3 separate regions of the Homo sapiens genome follow, and regions 2 and 3 are each linked to region 1. The links are chromatin contacts, found by Hi-C or POLR2A ChIA-PET in ENCODE. All regions are on one chromosome and are shown on one strand. Each heading gives the region's core, a stretch centred on a gene start or an enhancer-like site at or near the end of the contact. The rest is flanking DNA. Distances are from core to core; before and after follow the strand shown. Region 1 overlaps C9orf85 (chromosome 9 open reading frame 85). Region 2 overlaps ABHD17B (abhydrolase domain containing 17B, depalmitoylase). Region 3 overlaps C9orf85 (chromosome 9 open reading frame 85).

Region 1 (3,429 bases), core at 641-3,140:
AGTAAACTCATAGTTCCAGGTTTCAACCAAACCTAGGGATTAAAAATAAATGCAAGCTAACGATCTTGTCTTGTTTGGGTGGTGGAGAAGCCACAAACAAGAAAAATCAGTATTGCCATCAAAATTTTAAAGTCTGAGTGCCTATCATTCTGGCCTTTGTAGTGTTAATAGTCTAGCTGGGAGATAAGACCAGTGTACAAGAAGCAATAGTAAGCAATCTAGTAATATTACTAAGACCTTCTTATGATAAAAAGCTTAAAATTAAAAATAGCTGATAAGTTCTTGAAGTAGATTTTTAGTTCATTAGTAAAGTGATATTTGAACTGTAGTAGTATTTATATAATATAACATTAAAAACACGGGGTTTCTCCTCTCTGTAAAAAACAGTTAACTGGATTACTTTATTTTCTGTCCTTTATCAAGTTACTTGCATTTCATGGCCAGGCACAGTGGCTCATGCCTGTAATCCCAGCACTTTGGGAGGCCAAGGCGGGTGGATCACTTGAGGCTAGGAGTTTGAGACCAGCCTGGCCAACATGATGAAACTCCGACTCTAACTAAAAATACAAAAATTAGTAGAGCATGGTAGCACATTCCTGTGATCCCAGCTACTTGGGAGGCTGAGGCAGGACACTCGCTTGAACCCAGGAGGCGGAGGTTACAGTGAATCAAGATTCTGCCACTGTACTCCAGCCTGGGCAACAGAATGAGGCTCTGTCTCAAAAAAAAAAAAAAAAAAAAAAAAAAAAAGGCAATGGCTTATGTGAATATCTGCACGAGCTGTCAATTAGCCCTGTATCTATATGCCTCCTTCTCAATGCAAATTTTTCTAAAAGCTCACTTTGAAGAAATCAGTTAGTTAATTTCTTATTTTAAACACTATTTTAACTCTAAGAATATATTGCTTGCTGTTCAGATTTATAGAATGCACTGTGAGGAAGGGACTACACATCATGAATCTTCTGAATCTTTGAGATGCTTAGCATAATGCGGAGTACATACTAGCTCATATTTTTTTGGATTGTTCCTGTAGACAATAAAGAGATGGTCATGATACAGACTGTACTTAATTCTAACCTGTGACACATTTTATAGTTTAATATGTTGGAAGGAGTCCTAAACTTGGAGTCAGGGCCACACCAGGAGTAGACTCTTCACATGAATACTGAGTCACTCTTTATATAACTGTGGGTGAGTTATACCAACTCTTTATAAGTTAGAATATCAATAAATAACAGTACCACTTATTTTCCTTCACACAAGGATGATTTGAGAATAAAATGAAAAGAATTATAGGACAAATTCAGATACAGCAAAAGTATGGAAATAAAAGGTAGTATTTTATTACAGGTAATTTGCATTCTTCATTAAGAATATATATTAATTTTATCCCTTAGATTTTTATATTCTTGTCATCAAAATCCTCTTTCTGCTGTTTCTAAGAGTGAGAAAATGCTCTCAACTGAAGTTAGGCAGGTCACATGTGAATACTGAGCTTTAAACCAAATGAATCATGGTACAATCTAATTTCTTCCTGATGTGAGTTGACTCTTGAATTCATTGTTACCATAAATAGGGTATTCTTGTGACATATTAATATGACCAGAGCGAGGCACCTATCTTTGAGGAAGTTAGTTTTAAGATGGTCATTGTCCTCTTACACCTGCCCCAAGTAAATGACTTACGAAGCAGATTTTTTTTAAAGACAAAATCATTTGGTTTGTGGACATTACCAATTATTATGTTTGTAAGACTTAACTCCATACATCCCTATTAGGAAATCTCATTCTTCTTTTTTGTTTAATACATGTTAAACAATAGTCCATCAGTGGTTTGTCTCTTTTAAGATCACTAACTTGGGGCATACCGTACCGGTTGGACAAGATCTCAAATGGTGACTTAACTTTTAATGAGTGCTTATAAAAACATGTGTGTTGCCTCATGACACTATGCAATTGCTGCTTTAGTGGTGCTTTTTGCATTCCAGTTGAATTGTACATAGGTTGGCCCATATTGCTCACCATTTAGTTAGATCTTCATTGTTTAGATCTCAGTATGTTGAAAATCTGGGAACAGCATCATAGAAAACTATATCCTCCTCTCTTAGAACATTGCTTAGCAAAAATTATGTTTTGTTCTCTAAATGAACTTTTCCAACTTCGAAATTTTGTGACTTTTAAATAATGTATAATACTCTAATGTTATTCTAGGAACAAGCCAGCATGTTTGGCCTTATTTACAAAGCAGTTAATATACCAGTGTTAGAATAAGTCAAAACACTGTACCAATGAAAATGTGTGCTCTTCCAAGTAGTATATGTGTTTTATTTTAATATTTAGAAGATCTAAAAAGCTATAGGAACACATGTTCCACTTGTAACTTAATAGCATGCCTTAAACTTAAAGATATCTTTTTATGGATTCTGCCTCTGCTGCTTCTGATTAATTTTGTGACCTCAAGCAAATCTCTTAATTCTTTGAGCCTTAGGTTTCTCATCTGCAAAACGAGGATAATTATACCTACTCGTAGCCACAAGAATGTTGTAAAAATAGCAGGGAGAATTTTTATACAGAATTAGACATGTGGTTTGTAGATTTATGGTAGCAGTCTTTTGAATAAAAATTATTTAGTTTGCTATTATTTTTATAATAAAAACCAAAAGATTTATTTTATAATAAACTTTGTAGATAAATAATTCTTCCCTAAGAATGCTTTTGTCTGGACACCTGACCAAAGTACAGCCATGTTCCATGCACATAAAATCACTCAGACTTGAGTAAGCAGAAGAACATTGACCAGAAACATAAACAACCAAGCAGGGAGCTAAATGATAAGGATACTAGAAGATCTGAGAAGATAGAAACTCATGCATATAGCTATATTTCCTTTAATTTTCATGTGGATATTCTCTGTTGGAAGATAATGTTCCAGGTTCTCTATTCCCTGTTTTTCCCCAAAATACTTATTACTCTCCCGTTAATTATGATTTGCCACTTTCTGTATATGATGATGAAGGTATGGCTATGTGGACAGTAAAGACAGAAACAGGCCAGGCATGTTGGCTCACACCTGTAATCCCAACACTTTGGGAGACTGAGGTGGGAGGATTGCTTGAGCCCCAGGGGTTGGAGGCCAGCCTGGGCAACATAGTGACATAGTGAGACTCTGTCTCTACCAAAAAAAAAAAAAAATAGCCAGGCATGGTGGCACATGCCTGTGGTCCCAGCTACTAGGGAGGCTGAAGTGAAAGGATCACTTGAGCCTGGGAGGTGGAGGCTACAGTGAGCCGTGATCCCACCACTGCACTCTATCTGGGTGACAGAGCAAGACCCTGTCTCAAAAAAAAAAAAAAAAAAAAAAAAGACACAAACAAAGGTTGAGAATCACTGATCTAGAAATTACCCACATTTCTTAGCATGTTCCTAATTT
Region 2 (3,650 bases), core at 253-2,752, 38 kb before region 1:
AGCTGGACTCTGTCACACAGACACACACACACACGAAAGACTGAGAAGATTTACCCTAATTCCCACCTTCTATGCTCATTCTGATTTATTTTAGTTTGTATTAGTTATAACTTTAGATATTATAGCTGAACCTGTATTTCTTATTCTATCAACTTTAGGAAGTTTCTTCTGGCTCCCCCATGTAATCATATACCATTATTGCTGACTATACAATTAAGTTTCACATTAAGTTTTATATCATTTGCAATTTATTAAGTTTTTATCTATTGGTTGATTCTCATTAATTGGATAATAAAAAGTACTTACAGTGTCATTCACTGCCCATCCAAGGGGCATGGTAAAACTCAGAGAATAAACAGCAATTTTATGTCACTAAATTCCAAGTGTCAAGGTGTTTACATTCTTGATACTCAATTACACCTCACTGTTCAAAAATAAGGCACATTTTCGTTTGCTTCACATTTGGACTTTCAGAAGAGGCTTTAATTTTCTGAAGTTTTTGCCTTTTTATTACATTTAACATATTCCAATTTATTAGAATTTGTTCAACAAAATCCATGTTGTTCTTAAAGACATGTTTAGACCCCAGTGATTTCTGTTTTAATTTGAAATAATTATGTTCTGGGTTAGTTCACAGCCCAGTTGCCTGCCTACCTAGTACTTCTTTTCATCACATACCTCTGTTGATTCTGAATCTCAAGCTCCTTTTTGTAAGATTTTTTTGTTTGATTTTGCTGTACTACAACTCCCAAGCACTACCCCCCACCCCCTTACCCAAAGGTCTGGCGAAGTAAACTACACTGTTATGTATACTTCCACACTTACAGCAAACTAGGTCTGCTTCAGAATTATAGGTTGTTTCTTAAAATTCTCCTCGAAATTTAAATCATTGGTCCACATTTTCTAGTACCAAGTAATAAAAGTGTCTACCAATCTGATTTTTTAAAAGTGATTCTCATCTCTCAAAAATATTTATGAGATTTCCCTACATCCTTAGCTCTGAAATTTCATAAGCCTATTATCTAAATGTGTGTTATTGTTTGTCCATTTTGTTTTATACTTAATGGGTCCATTTGATCTAAAGCCCCGAGTCTTTACTTAGCTCAGATAATTTTTCTTCTATTTCCTCTCCATCTTCTCTGTTCCATGTGGAATTCCTTTTTAGGAATCCTAGGACTATCCACTATATCTATAAAGCTTTTCTTTTTGTTCTCTTCATTTGTGTTTTTCAGGTAATGCTTGTTCATCTTGGGTTTCATGCTGTTGGAATGCTTCTTTCTTGACTGTTCATATTTCTAAGCAAAGAACTAAATTGGGTTTCCTTTATATTTGTGTAAGCCTATTGACCCAGAAGGCCTATAGTCTGAATAGGACTGACTGCAGAATTGGAACTCCTGTAACTGCTAGAATAAAGAGGATTTTGGAGATAGAGTAGTCAGTGTCAGTCTGTCTCTCACAAACACACACATACGCACTCTCTCTCTCACACACACTCATACCCTGTCTATAGGGCAAACAAGTATGTTCTGTTTATCTCTTCAATGGGACCAGAAGATACTTTACAAATATTCGAGAACATAGTACAGCTTTAACTCTTGGTCCAATAATGTAATTAAAAATTTTACCCAGTAAATTCTTCTAGTGAGATGCCAACGAAGCCTTTGGACAGCACGATAGCACAGTGTAGTCCAAAGAGCACTAAGAATCAAAAGAGCCATGGCTTTCAGTTCTAGTTTTACTATTAAAAAGCTGGTGACTTTAGGGAAGTCAATCTCTTTATACCTCATTTTCCTTTTCTACAAAGTGAAAAGCATAAACTGATAATAAGGTTTCTTCTAGTTCTAAAACTTTGTAACTAAGATGTTCTCATAAGCTTCAGATACAATCTTCCATAGTATATAAAAAGAATGAAGAAATTTATAATTTGAAAAACTTCAGGTTTTCAAAGTTGTTCCGGCTACTAAAAACAAAGCTCCTGGCCAGGCGCAGTGACTCACACCTGTAATCCCAGCACTTTGGGAGGTCGAGGTGGGCGAATCACGAGGTCAGGAGATCGAGACCATCCTGGCTAACACGGTGAAACCTCATCTCTACTAAAAATACAAAAAAATTAGCCAGGCGTGGTGGCGGGCGCCTGTAGTCCCAGCTACTTGGGAGGCTGAGGCAGGAGAATGGCATGAACCCGGGAGGTGGAGCTTGCAGTGAGAGGAGATCACGCCACTGCACTCCAGCCTGGGTGACAGAGTGAGACTCCCTCTCAAAAAAAAACAAAAACAAACAAACAAAAAACACAAAGCTCCTAAACAAGTACACTATATTTACCAAAATTTAGTTAATATAAAATTTATAAACATAAATTTACATTTAGCAAATTAATTTGGGGGGGGGAAGGCAGGTGATAAGGTGGGGGAAGTGCAGAGGTGAGAGAGTAAGGGAGGTTGTCATTTCCTACAGCTGTTTTCCAAAATGAGTGGTTTTTGTATCTTGGTCACTGTAGGGAAATAATGTTGTGTTTTTTAAATTATGGTAAAATATAGATAAAAGTTACTATTTTAAGTGTACAGTTCCATGGCATTAAATACATCCACATTATTGTGCAATTATCACCAGATTTTATTTTTCATCTTCCCCAACTGTAACTCTATACCCACTAAACAATAACATCATTTTCTTCTCCTGCCAGCCTCTGGCAACCACCATTTTGTCTCTATGAATTTGACTATTCTAAGTACCTCATACAAGTGGAATTATACAATATTTGTCCTTTTGTGACAGGCTTATTTCATTGTAGCATGTCTTAGAATTTCCCTTCCTTTTCAAGGCTGAAAAATATTCCATTGTACCTAAAACAAACTATTTTGTCCTTTGCACTCACACCACAACAATCACCAGAATACTTCTGTGACCAGATGTATGAGAGATTTCCCCCAATGCAAGCAATCGCTTCTGCAGTGGACACCAGGTGGGTGTCCTCCCACCCAGTTCAATTCCAACATTATCTACCTGGAGACAGTGTCACATCCCACAGGTTGAGGGCTCCCCACTTCCAATCCCAATCTAAAGCCCCAGGTTGTTTTACCTATGCTTCTGACTAACTGGCTATAAATTGGGGTTCCCACAACCTCTTACTCCAGTCTGATTAATGTGTTAGAGCGACGCACAGAACTCAGGGAGACAGATTTACCAGTTTATTATAAAGGATATTACAAAGGATACAGTTGAAGAGATGCACAGGGCAAGGCATGTAGGAAGGGGATGCCACCCTCCATGTGCTCAGCCATCTGGAAGCTTTCTGAATCCAGTCCTTTTGGATTTTTATGGAAGCTTTGTTAAGTAGGCAATGATTGATTAAATCACTGGCTGTTGGTATCAACTTAACCTTCACGCCCTCTCTCCTACCCAGAGATTAACAGGCAGGACTGTAAATCCCAACCCTCTAATCCTGCCTGTTTCTGGGTAACTAACATCCATCCAATAGCTACCTAGAGGTGCATGGCTTTCAGTCAACTTGTTAGCATACAAAGATACTTCACTGGCCGGGCGCGGTGGCTCACGCCTGTAATCCCAGCACTTTGGTAGGCCAAGGCGGGTGGATCACAAGGTCAGGAGATGGAGATCATCCTGGCTAACATGGTGAAACCCTGTCTCTA
Region 3 (3,593 bases), core at 1,042-3,541, 33 kb after region 1:
AAAACTGGGTTATTATTTTTGTTATTTTATCAAACAAAAGTAAACAGTTACATTTTACAGGTCTTTTTTGTCTGTTTTTGTTTTTTGAGACAGAGTCTCTCTCTGTCACCCAGGCTGGAGTGCAGTGGGGCGATCTCAGCTTACTGCAACCTCTGCCTCAGCCTCCTGAGTAGCTGGGAATTCAGGCGCCTGCCACCATGCCTGGCTAATTTTTGTATTTTTAATAGAGATGGGGTTTCATCATGTTGGCCAGGCTGGTCTCAAACTCCTAACCTCAAGTGATCTGCCACAAAGTGCTGGGATTACAGGCGCAAGCCACCACACCCGGCCATATTCTACATATCTATCTGTTCCTTCATGTTTACCAGTGTGTGGCAATGCACATTGGCCGTTTTTCAGTTCCAAATTGTTTTTTTTTTTTTTTTGAGACGGAGTTTTGCTCTTTTTGCCCAAGTTGGAGAAAAGTGACACAATCTTGGCTCACCACAACTTCTGCCTCCCGGGATCAAGTGATTCTCCTGCCTCAGCCTCCCGAGTACCTGGGATTACAGGCATGCGCCACCACACCCGGCTATTTTTGTATTTTCAGTAGAGACGGGATTTCTCCATGTTGGTCAGGCTGGTCTCAAACTCCGGACCTCAGGTGATCCGCCCACCTCGGTCTCCCAGAGTGCTGGGATTTACAGGTGTAAGCCACCACGCCTGGCCTCCAGCATTTCTTATAACAGGCTGAGGCTCTGAAGGTTAATTAGTGATTTGAAAATTGGGTCACCACGGCCAGGCGCAGTGGCTCACACCTGTTATCCCAGCACTTTGGGAGGCCAAGGCGGGTGGATCATGAGGTCAGAAGTTCGAGACCAGCCTGGCCAACATAAGTGAAACCCTGTCTCTACTAAAAATACAAAAATTAGCCGGGCATGGTGGCATGCACCTGTAGTCCCAGCTACCAGGGAGGCTAAGGCAGGAGAATCGCTTGAACCTGGGAGGCTGAGGTTGTGGTGAGCTGAGATCGCGCCACTGCACTCCAGCCTGGGCAACAAAGTAAGACTCCGCCTCAAAAACAAAAAAATTGTGTCACCACATTCCAAGAGTATTAAAATGTTCTAGAGTGGAGTTTTAGTCATTGATAGCTCTTTGTATCACATGATAGTATAAAATAACTGTAAACTGTGGCTGTATTGTCGTTTGTTGCCCACAACCATGGTCTTACTGTCTTTAAAGGTGAAAGCAGTAGAGAGCTTTTATTACTTCCTTCAATGCCTCTCCAGTTCATGAGGACTCCAGTTCATGCTTTGATTTAAAATTGCCTGCCCTAAAGTATTGAATAATTTTTATTTTTTATTTTTCATAAACTACACTTGGTCAGAGGTAAATATTTTGTACCCGTTATGAATTATGGGCTGTAAACCCAGTATTTTGGGAGGCCGAGGCTGGAGGATGCCTTGAGCCCAAAAGTGCTAGACCAACTTGGGCAACATAGTGAGACCCTGTCACTACAAAAAATAGAAAAAATTAGCTAGGCGTGGTGACGTGCTCCTGTAGTTCCAGCTATTCTGGAGGCTGAGGTGCAAGGATTGTTTAAGCCTGGGAAGTTGAGGCTTCAATGAGCTGTGATTGCACTACTGTACTCCAGCCTGGGCGACAGAGTGAGACCCTGTCTCAAAAAATAAAATTAAGAATTATTGTAATCTACTTGTCTACTGCATTAAGACAAGGTAGTATATATAGCCTCTTCATTTACTTTCAAACTTGTAATCTAGGGACACAAGGAAGTGAACTGTGTAATAAGTTCTTATACTCGAGATACTTAGAATTTGGGGATATTGTTTCCTTAAAAGCATTCTCTAAGTAGCATATGATGTTATCCCATAGTAAAGTTTTATGATCTTGCTATGTTGACTACAGATGACTTAGAGCCATTGCAGGAAAATAGGACTTTATGAAACTTCAGCAATGTTGCGTTTCTGTTTTGTACACCAAGGGTGGAGTACTGTGGAACACTGTTTACAAAAGTACCTCGTCATCACATACATGAAAGTACGACAGGAGCTAAATTATGTTAAAGGTTAAAGTGTAATAACCAGGAAATGAAGGCAGTGCCAGAAGAGTTGTAATCACGTAAAGTCTTTTATTTCTAGCAAGTAGTAATCTATTTTATGTCAGTCCCAAAGGGAAACCCTAAGAAGATAGAGGAGAAATTTTACTTCCTTCAAACAGATTTGCCAGATGTTGATAGGTTTAATTATACAATACAAAAAGTTGTGTTACTGGCTGGGCGCAGTGGCTCATGCTTGTAATCCTAGCACTTTGGGAGGCCGAGGCAGGCGGATCACTTGAGGTCAGGAGTTCGAGACCAGCCCGGCAAACATGGTGAAACCCTGTCTCTACTACAAATACAAAAATTAGCCAGGTGTAGTGGTGCGTGGCTATAATCCCAGCTACTCGGGAGGCTGAGGCACGATAATCACTTGAACCCGGGAAGTGGAGGTTGCAGTGAGCCGAGATTGCGCCATTGCACTCCAGCATGGGGGACAAGAGTGAAACTCCGTCTCACCAAAAAAAAAGGTTGTGTTACTATGACAACAGTGTCATAAAAAAATCTTAAGCGTTTTTTGTTTTTTAACTGGGGTTGTGGAAGGGATGATACAGTGATTACTAGTATAATTTGATGCTACTGTTTTTGTTCATGCTAAGCTGCCAGGACTTTTAGTATCCATTATAAAAAATGAGACTCAGAGAAGTTAAAGTAACTTTCAGAGATTACATTGTTACCGGGGGATCCTTGCTCCCAGAGCTCCCAAGATGGTGGCAGGCCACTTCCAAGATGGCGGTGTGCTGCTTCCAAGATGGTGGTGAGAGGTGACGGCGTGCTGGCAGTCCTCACAGCCCTCGCTCGCTCTCGGTGCCTCCTCTGCCTGGGCTCCCACTTTGGCGGCACTTGAGGAGCCCTTCAGCCCACCGCTGCATTGTGGTAGCCCCTTTCTGGGCTGGCCAAGTCTGGAGCCAGCTCCCGCAGCTTGCAGGGAGGTGTGGAGGGAGAGGCGTGAGCGGGAACCCGGGCTGCGCGAGGCGCTTGCGGGCCAGCTGGAGTTCCGGGTGGGCGTGGGCTTGGCGGGCCCTGCACTCAGATTAGCTGGCCGGCCCTGCCGCCCCGGGCAATGAGGGGCTTAGCACCCAGGCCAGCGGCTGCAGAGGGTGTACTGGGTCCCCCAGCAGTGCCAGCCCACTGGCGCTGCGCTTGATTTCTCCCCGGGCCTTAGCTGCCTTCCTGCGGGGCAGAGCTCGGGACCTGCAGTCCGCCATGCCTGGGCCTCCCACCCCTCCCTGGACTCCTGTGCAACCTGAGCCTCCCCTACCAGCGCCACCCCCTGCTCCACGGAGCCCAGTCCCATCAACCACCCAAGGGCTGAGGAGTGCGGGCGCACGGCACGGGACTGGCAGGCAGCTCCATCTGCAGCCCCGGAGTGGGATCCACGGGGTGAAGCCAGCTGGGCTCCTGAGTCTGGTGGGGACGTGGAGAACCTTTATGTCTAGCTCAGGGATTGTAAATACACCAATCAGCACCCTGTGTCTAGCTCAGGGTTTGTGAATGC

The links. Hi-C counts contacts between places; a loop is a spot of excess contacts on that map. ChIA-PET counts read pairs that join two places held with the same protein, here RNA polymerase II (POLR2A). Pooled maps may share reads with other maps.
Region 2: a map of astrocyte of the cerebellum shows a loop between it and region 1 (6-fold over the local background). The contact joins two enhancer-like sites. A Hi-C loop is called at or near these places in 4 of 168 maps with a recorded cell type or tissue (CD8-positive, alpha-beta T cell, IMR-90, aorta and 1 more) and 1 of 50 pooled maps. POLR2A ChIA-PET finds 5 or more read pairs at or near these places in 8 of 52 experiments (CD4-positive, alpha-beta T cell, GM12878, H1 and 5 more).
Region 3: a map of PC-3 shows a loop between it and region 1 (3-fold over the local background). The contact joins two enhancer-like sites. A Hi-C loop is called at or near these places in 8 of 168 maps with a recorded cell type or tissue (PC-3, PC-9, chondrocyte and 5 more), 1 of 37 single-sample maps with no recorded cell type and 13 of 50 pooled maps. POLR2A ChIA-PET finds 5 or more read pairs at or near these places in 12 of 52 experiments (A673, GM12878, H1 and 7 more).

Annotation. Positions count from the first base shown.
Region 1 is chr9:71,927,466-71,930,894 of GRCh38, forward strand. All of the region lies in intron 1 of C9orf85 (chromosome 9 open reading frame 85), which reads left to right. Among named protein-coding and RNA genes, the nearest start is that of C9orf85, 18 kb to the left of the region's middle. Within about 2 kb of position 1,891, at least 2 of the 41 ENCODE cell types and tissues checked have a DNase peak (open chromatin) inside an H3K27ac peak, as active enhancers do.
Region 2 is chr9:71,890,274-71,893,923 of GRCh38, forward strand. All of the region lies in intron 1 of ABHD17B (abhydrolase domain containing 17B, depalmitoylase), which reads right to left. Among named protein-coding and RNA genes, the nearest start is that of ABHD17B, 19 kb to the right of the region's middle. Within about 2 kb of position 1,503, at least 2 of the 41 ENCODE cell types and tissues checked have a DNase peak (open chromatin) inside an H3K27ac peak, as active enhancers do.
Region 3 is chr9:71,960,505-71,964,097 of GRCh38, forward strand. All of the region lies in intron 2 of C9orf85 (chromosome 9 open reading frame 85), which reads left to right. Among named protein-coding and RNA genes, the nearest start is that of C9orf85, 51 kb to the left of the region's middle. RefSeq lists an enhancer at 3,262-3,593. Within about 2 kb of position 2,292, at least 2 of the 41 ENCODE cell types and tissues checked have a DNase peak (open chromatin) inside an H3K27ac peak, as active enhancers do.